Linked DNA regions of Homo sapiens: region 1 is linked to region 2. A link is an interaction called in ENCODE POLR2A ChIA-PET data of the cell type or tissue named here. Cell type or tissue: PC-9. All regions are shown on one strand. Links, peaks and the distances in the headings refer to the core of each region. The heading gives the core; the rest is flanking DNA.

Evidence for each region. Peaks named below come from ENCODE experiments on the same cell type or tissue, not always from the same donor. Only the 100,000 strongest peaks of a DNase experiment are listed, where the experiment ranks them.
Region 1: POLR2A ChIA-PET joins it to region 2 with 24 read pairs; 4 of 35 experiments call an interaction of 5 or more read pairs at or near these places.

The regions. Positions count from the first base shown.
Region 1 is chr2:42,277,451-42,280,373 of GRCh38, reverse strand. The region is part of intron 6 of EML4 (EMAP like 4); the gene reads right to left. Among named protein-coding and RNA genes, the nearest start is that of COX7A2L, 82 kb to the left of the region's middle. In PC-9, for the core only: no CTCF peak of the experiment used is centred there; no DNase peak of the experiment used is centred there.
Region 2 is chr2:42,194,457-42,197,379 of GRCh38, reverse strand. The region is part of intron 1 of EML4 (EMAP like 4); the gene reads right to left. Among named protein-coding and RNA genes, the nearest start is that of EML4-AS1, 26 kb to the right of the region's middle. RefSeq lists a cis regulatory region at 1,662-1,675 and an enhancer at 1,597-1,741. In PC-9, for the core only: a CTCF peak has its summit at 475 (motif pointing right); a DNase peak (open chromatin) is centred at 1,619.

The DNA.
Region 1 (2,923 bases), core at 279-2,778, 83 kb before region 2:
AAGTGATACTATAAAGTCCTAGTCTAAAACATTGTAGGGAAAAATAAACCAATGGCCATTTCCTTAACTGAGAATAATTTTTTGATAATTAAAATATAATTTATCTAAGTTGACACATTTCTACAAGAAGTCCAGGAAGGCTGAGTAGAAAAATGCTAAAGAAAATTTTGTGACAGCAGTTTTTCTAACACTTGAAAAGAAGAGTGAGATTATTTGGATAGACAACAACCATGTCTACCACGCTACTGGATGAACCTACAGATGTTAAACGGCATAACTTTTTCTTATGCCAGGAAACAATCAACAATAAAAAGGCCACCTACAGAACGGGAGAAAATATTTGCAAGCCATATATCTAATAAAGGGTTAATCTCAAAAATATATAAGGAACTCAATAGTTAAATAACAGATTTTAAAATGGACTAAGGACATCTTTTCTTTTGTAGTCTCTCCAAAGACATAAAAATGGCCAACAGGTATACAAAAAACTGTTCAACATCACTAATCATCAGAGAAATGCAGATCACAATCACAATGAAATATTACCTTATACCTGTCGGATGGCTATTAATAATAATAATAATAATAATAAAAAAAGACAGCCGGGCGCGGTGGCTCACGCCTGTAATTCCAGCACTTTGGGAGGCTGAGATGGGCAGATCATGAGGTCAGGAGATTGAGACCATCGTGGCTAACACGGTGAAACCCCGTCTCTACTACAAATATGAAAAAATAAAAAATAAAAAAAATTAGCCAGGCATGATGGCGGGCACCTGTAGTCCCAGCTACTTGGGAGGCTGAGGCAGGAGAATGGCGTGAACCTGGGAGGTGGAGCTTGCAGTGAGCCAAGATCGCGCCACTGCACTCCAGCCTGGGTGACAGAGCAAGACTGCGTCTCAAAAAAAAAAAAAAGACGGCAAGTGTTGATGAGGATGTGGAGAAACTGGGACCCTTGTACACTGCTGGTAGGAATGCAAAATGGTATAGTCGCTATGGAAAGCAGGATGAAGGTTCCTCAAAAAGTTAAAAACACAACTACCATATGATGCTGCAATCCCACTACTGGGTATTTTCTAGAAGAACTGAAATTAGGATCTTGAGGAGATATCAGTATTCTCAGGTTCACAGCAGCACTATTCACAATAGCCAAGATGTGGAAACAACCTAAACTCAACTGAATAAGGAAAATGTGGCATGCACATATATATATACACACACACACATCTTGCAATAATAAAAAACAAAAACATGACCTCAAGATTTCAAATATAATACCCTGAGATTTTCAAGACAGTGCTAAGAAACAGTTTCCTTATTGGCAGCATAGGTATCTTATATTTACATAAACCAATAGGTGTTTATAAGATCTGCGACAGTCTAAAACTAAAACGTTAAAAAACACAAGTCTAGAATCAAATCAATACATTTTTTTTTTTTCCAAGAGAGTTTCGCTCTTGTTGCCCAGGCTAGAGTGCAATGGTGCCATCTTGGCTCACTGTAACTTCCACCTCCCGGGTTCAAGTGATTCTCCTGCCTCAGCCTCCCGAGTAGCTGGGATTATAGGCATGTGCCACCATGCCTTGCTAATTTTTTTGTATTTTTAGTAGAGATGGGGTTTCACCATGTTGGTCAGGCTGATCTTGAACTCATGACCTCAGGTGATCTAACCACCTCAGCTTCTCAAAGTGCTGAGATTACAGGCGTGAACCACCATGCCTGGGCAATATTACACATCTTTTACAAAAGAAAATACTTCACTCAACTGATGGATTTTTTTTTTTTTTTTTTTTTTTTTTTTTTGAGATGGAGTCCCGCTCTGTCACCCAGGCTGGAGTGCAGTCGCATGAGCTCGGCTCACCGCAACCTCCGCCACCCGGGTTTAAGTGATTCTCCCCACTCAGCCTCCCAAGTAGCTGGGATTACAGGCATGCACCATCACAACTGGCTCATTTTTGCATTTTTAGTAGACATGTGGTTTCACCACGTTGGCCAGATTGGTCTCAAACTTCCGACTTCAAGTGATCCGCGCCCCCTCAGCCTCCCAAAGTGCTGGGATTACCTGTGTGAGCCACCGCATGCGGCCGCAATTGTTTCTTAGTCCTTTGAAAACAAAAAACCAAAAAAACCCCACCCCGACTTAACCCTGCCTCTAGCATCCCAGTGACCTACATACAACAGGTTTAATAATATTGATGGTGATTGTGAAATGGTTACAAAAGGAGCTAAAGGGGAGACAAAGACTTAGTACAAATACATGGGAAATGTCTAGCACTTGCCAACTTGTCTGGCATGATATGAAAATAGCATTAGAACCAGACTGAAAATGTGATCATCAACCAGAGGCTGATACAACCTTAGGATCTCTAATAATGACTTAAACGACCTAAGGAGAAGAGTATGTAATAATGCAGTAGTTTATATGATGCAAACCATGAAGAGGAAGGAAAGATTAATTACTTCTTGAATGTCTGCAAGTATTTCTTCAGTCAGATTAAAAGGTTTGCTTGGGCTGGGCATGGTGGCTCATGCCTGTAATCCCAGCACTTTGGGAGGCCGAGGCAGACAGATCACGAGGTCAGGAGTTTGAGACCAGCCTGGCCAACACGGTGAAACCCCGTCTCTACTAAAAATACAAAATTTAGCTGGGTGTGGTGGTACATGTCTGTAATCCCAGCTACTCGGAAGGCTGAGGCAGGAGAATTGCTTGAACCTGGGAGGCGGGGGTTGCAGTGAGCCGAGATCACGCCACTGCACTCCAGCCTGGCGACAGAGTGAGACTCCGTCTCAAAAAAAAAAAAAAAAAGGTTGTGCTTGTTATGGGTGAGAAGTTCAAGTTATTTTTATTATTATTACTCAGTGTAGTTGGCCTCAGAGTTTGATCTAAGAACAGGCTAAGGCCTCCCACACTATGGTTTCAACATCA
Region 2 (2,923 bases), core at 258-2,757:
ATTAACAAGTTTAAAAGATGGGGCGTGGTGGCTCATGCGTGTAAACCCAGTATTTTGGGAGGCTGAGGCAAGCGGATCACTTGAGCCCTCACAGTTGGAGACCAGCCTGGGAATATGGCAAAACCCCATCTCTACAAAACAATACGAAAATTAGCCAGGAGTGGTGGTGCGTGCCTGTGGTGCCAGCCACTCGGGAATCTGAGATGGGGGTATCACCTGATCCTGGGAGGTCAAGGCTGCAGTGATCGCACCACTGCACTTCAGCCTGGGTGACAGAGTGCGACCCTGTCTCAAAAAATAAATAAAGACACAATTTACTTCCTTAAACCAACATTTACTTTGATTCCTAGCATGGCTTTTCATTTCTGCAGGGCTCTTCTACTGTATTTATTCTATGGGCCTACAAAAACACTGAACATAAGTGAAATTTACTTTTTCAAAGTAGGGGGCACTCTTACACTAATCTCCCATTATAAAGAATGAGACTTCCCTTCTCTTTCCCACAGTAGAGGGCAGGGTGGAGGCAGGGTGGTTACTGTATTAGGTATTACAGAAAACTCTCCCAGTCTCTCTTCCACAAACTCAAGCCACAAACTCCTGCATGGGCAGAGGGGGAAGGGAAGTTACTAATTTGGTGGGTTAGATTTAGCTTTCCTTGGACCTTATTTTTAACAAGAAGGAAATTACGTTACTGCATAGAAAACAAGGCCATCTTTCCCTTTCTCACTCCAGCTCTTTGTTTCGCTGATAACTAGATACATAAAGTAAGCCTCTAATCTTCTCGCCAGCTGCCAGATTAAGTGTAGTCAGAGCAGACATGGCAGACGGAACTCTTATCATAGTCTCACAGTCTAGATTTGTTGGTGATTGCAGCTGACTCTCAATTTATCCTTAGATCCATGTTATGGTCTCAAATTCTGCTGTTATCAGACAGTCTAAATTTTAGAAACAGATGCTGTGTCCATTATTTATCTCTTAGAACCTGGAGACAGAAGGGCTAAATGATTGGCACTCCTAACCTCAATATATACCATAAGCAAGCGTCAACAGATGGTGATCATCATTAAGCACATATTAAGTGCTAATACTTTTATATGTCCTTTTAATCTGATCTTGCAAGGTAAATATTTTTATCCAAATTCATTAATAAATGAATGTATTAATTCACTCATTAATGACTGAATGTATTAATTCACTCATTAATGACTGAATGAACGCTAGGGTTCAGAGAAGTATTTGCACAAGCTTCCAAAGCTAGTAAATTTTACAAACAAGGTTCAATCTCAAATCTCTCTGATTCCAAAATTCTCAGTTAATGACCATACTCAATTTGATGAGAATAAAATACTATATCTAAGTCTGGTCAATGTATAGTATAGAAGTATGACCAATATTTAAACAATCATCAAAGATATATTTGTCTGCCATGAAAAAGGAGTAAATGATCCTCCTACAGTTGGTTAATGAAGCACTAGGTTCCACAGGGAATTCAGTTATTGAAAAATAATTAACTTTAATAACACTTGGTACAATAAAGATTGGAGAAAAAAATCTCCAATAACCTGATGCTCCATTTCCATCCAGGCTTCCTGTAGTAAATATGTAGTGTTGCAATAAAGCTCCTTGAAAAATGAGTCATCTTGAACCAAATATAATCAACAAGATAATGATTAACCAAAAGCTGGCACAAATCCTAACAGAGTAATATAATTCAAATTCAGCCTCTTAAAAGATAACTCATGTTTAATGCTGGTATCTCAGAAATGTAAGCCAATGATTGGGTTTATGGAATGGTCTATATATTGGCACAAGCATATGCAAACGTACATTTTAAATTTTTCTATGTCTTGTATTTTTATACTTAGCATTATTTACCCACAAAACCTAACAAACGGATTTCACAGTGTCAGATCTACATTTCCCACTCTATACAAAACTCTGAAAAATTATTTCTAATGTTTACTAAAATCAATTTATTTTTGCTTATTTTAGTATGGCATAAAAACTGAGTATGATACATTAAACATTATAATACTATGAATACCGTATCCTTAAAATGTAATAATGTAATCTCTCTCACACAAAATAAAATTAGTTAATAGTCGTGTAAGGCATATGCTCTAATGTTTTATCTGGTAGCATGATGAAGTTATCATATACCCTCTTACTTGCAATGAAACAAATCTAACAAATGACTAAAACAACTTAGGAGAAATACATTCCATGGCCACAAAACAAGGCCAAGTTAACTGGATCCCGAAGGTATAAACCCATAATTCTGACCTAAAAAAATACAGCTTCTATAATCAATGAACTAGCTAACCATGCAACTACTTTGAAATAACTAATAATTTTATAATATAATACTGATTACCTGATTTGGAAATAAAGCAAAGTCTTTGCCAAACAATGTTGTTTGTTAGCATTTATAAGCATATTTGTAAGAAAAAAATTAACTTTTAACTCTTATCTTACACCATACACAGAAATTAATCTAAGGTAGAACATAGACCTAAAAGCCAAAGCCCTAAGGAACAAATGATAAATCAGACCATCAAGATTAAAGATCCTGGCCAAGCAGTGGCTCACTCCTGTAATCCCAGCACTTTAGGAGCTGAGACAAGTGGATCACTCGAGCCCAGGAGTTCGAGACCAGACTGGGCAACATGGTAAAAATACCGTCTCTACAAAAAATACAAAAATAAGCTAGACATGGTGGTACACATCAGTAGTCCCAGCTACTTGGGAGGCTGAGGTGAGAGGATCGCTTGAGCCCAAGAGGTGGAGGTTGGGCATCACATGAGCTACTGCACTCCAGCCTGGGCAACAGGGCAAGACCTTGTCTAAAAAAAAAAAAGAAATAAAAAAGGTAAATTAAAAAGTCCTACTCAATCAAAAGATATCACTAAAAAAGTAACCAGGC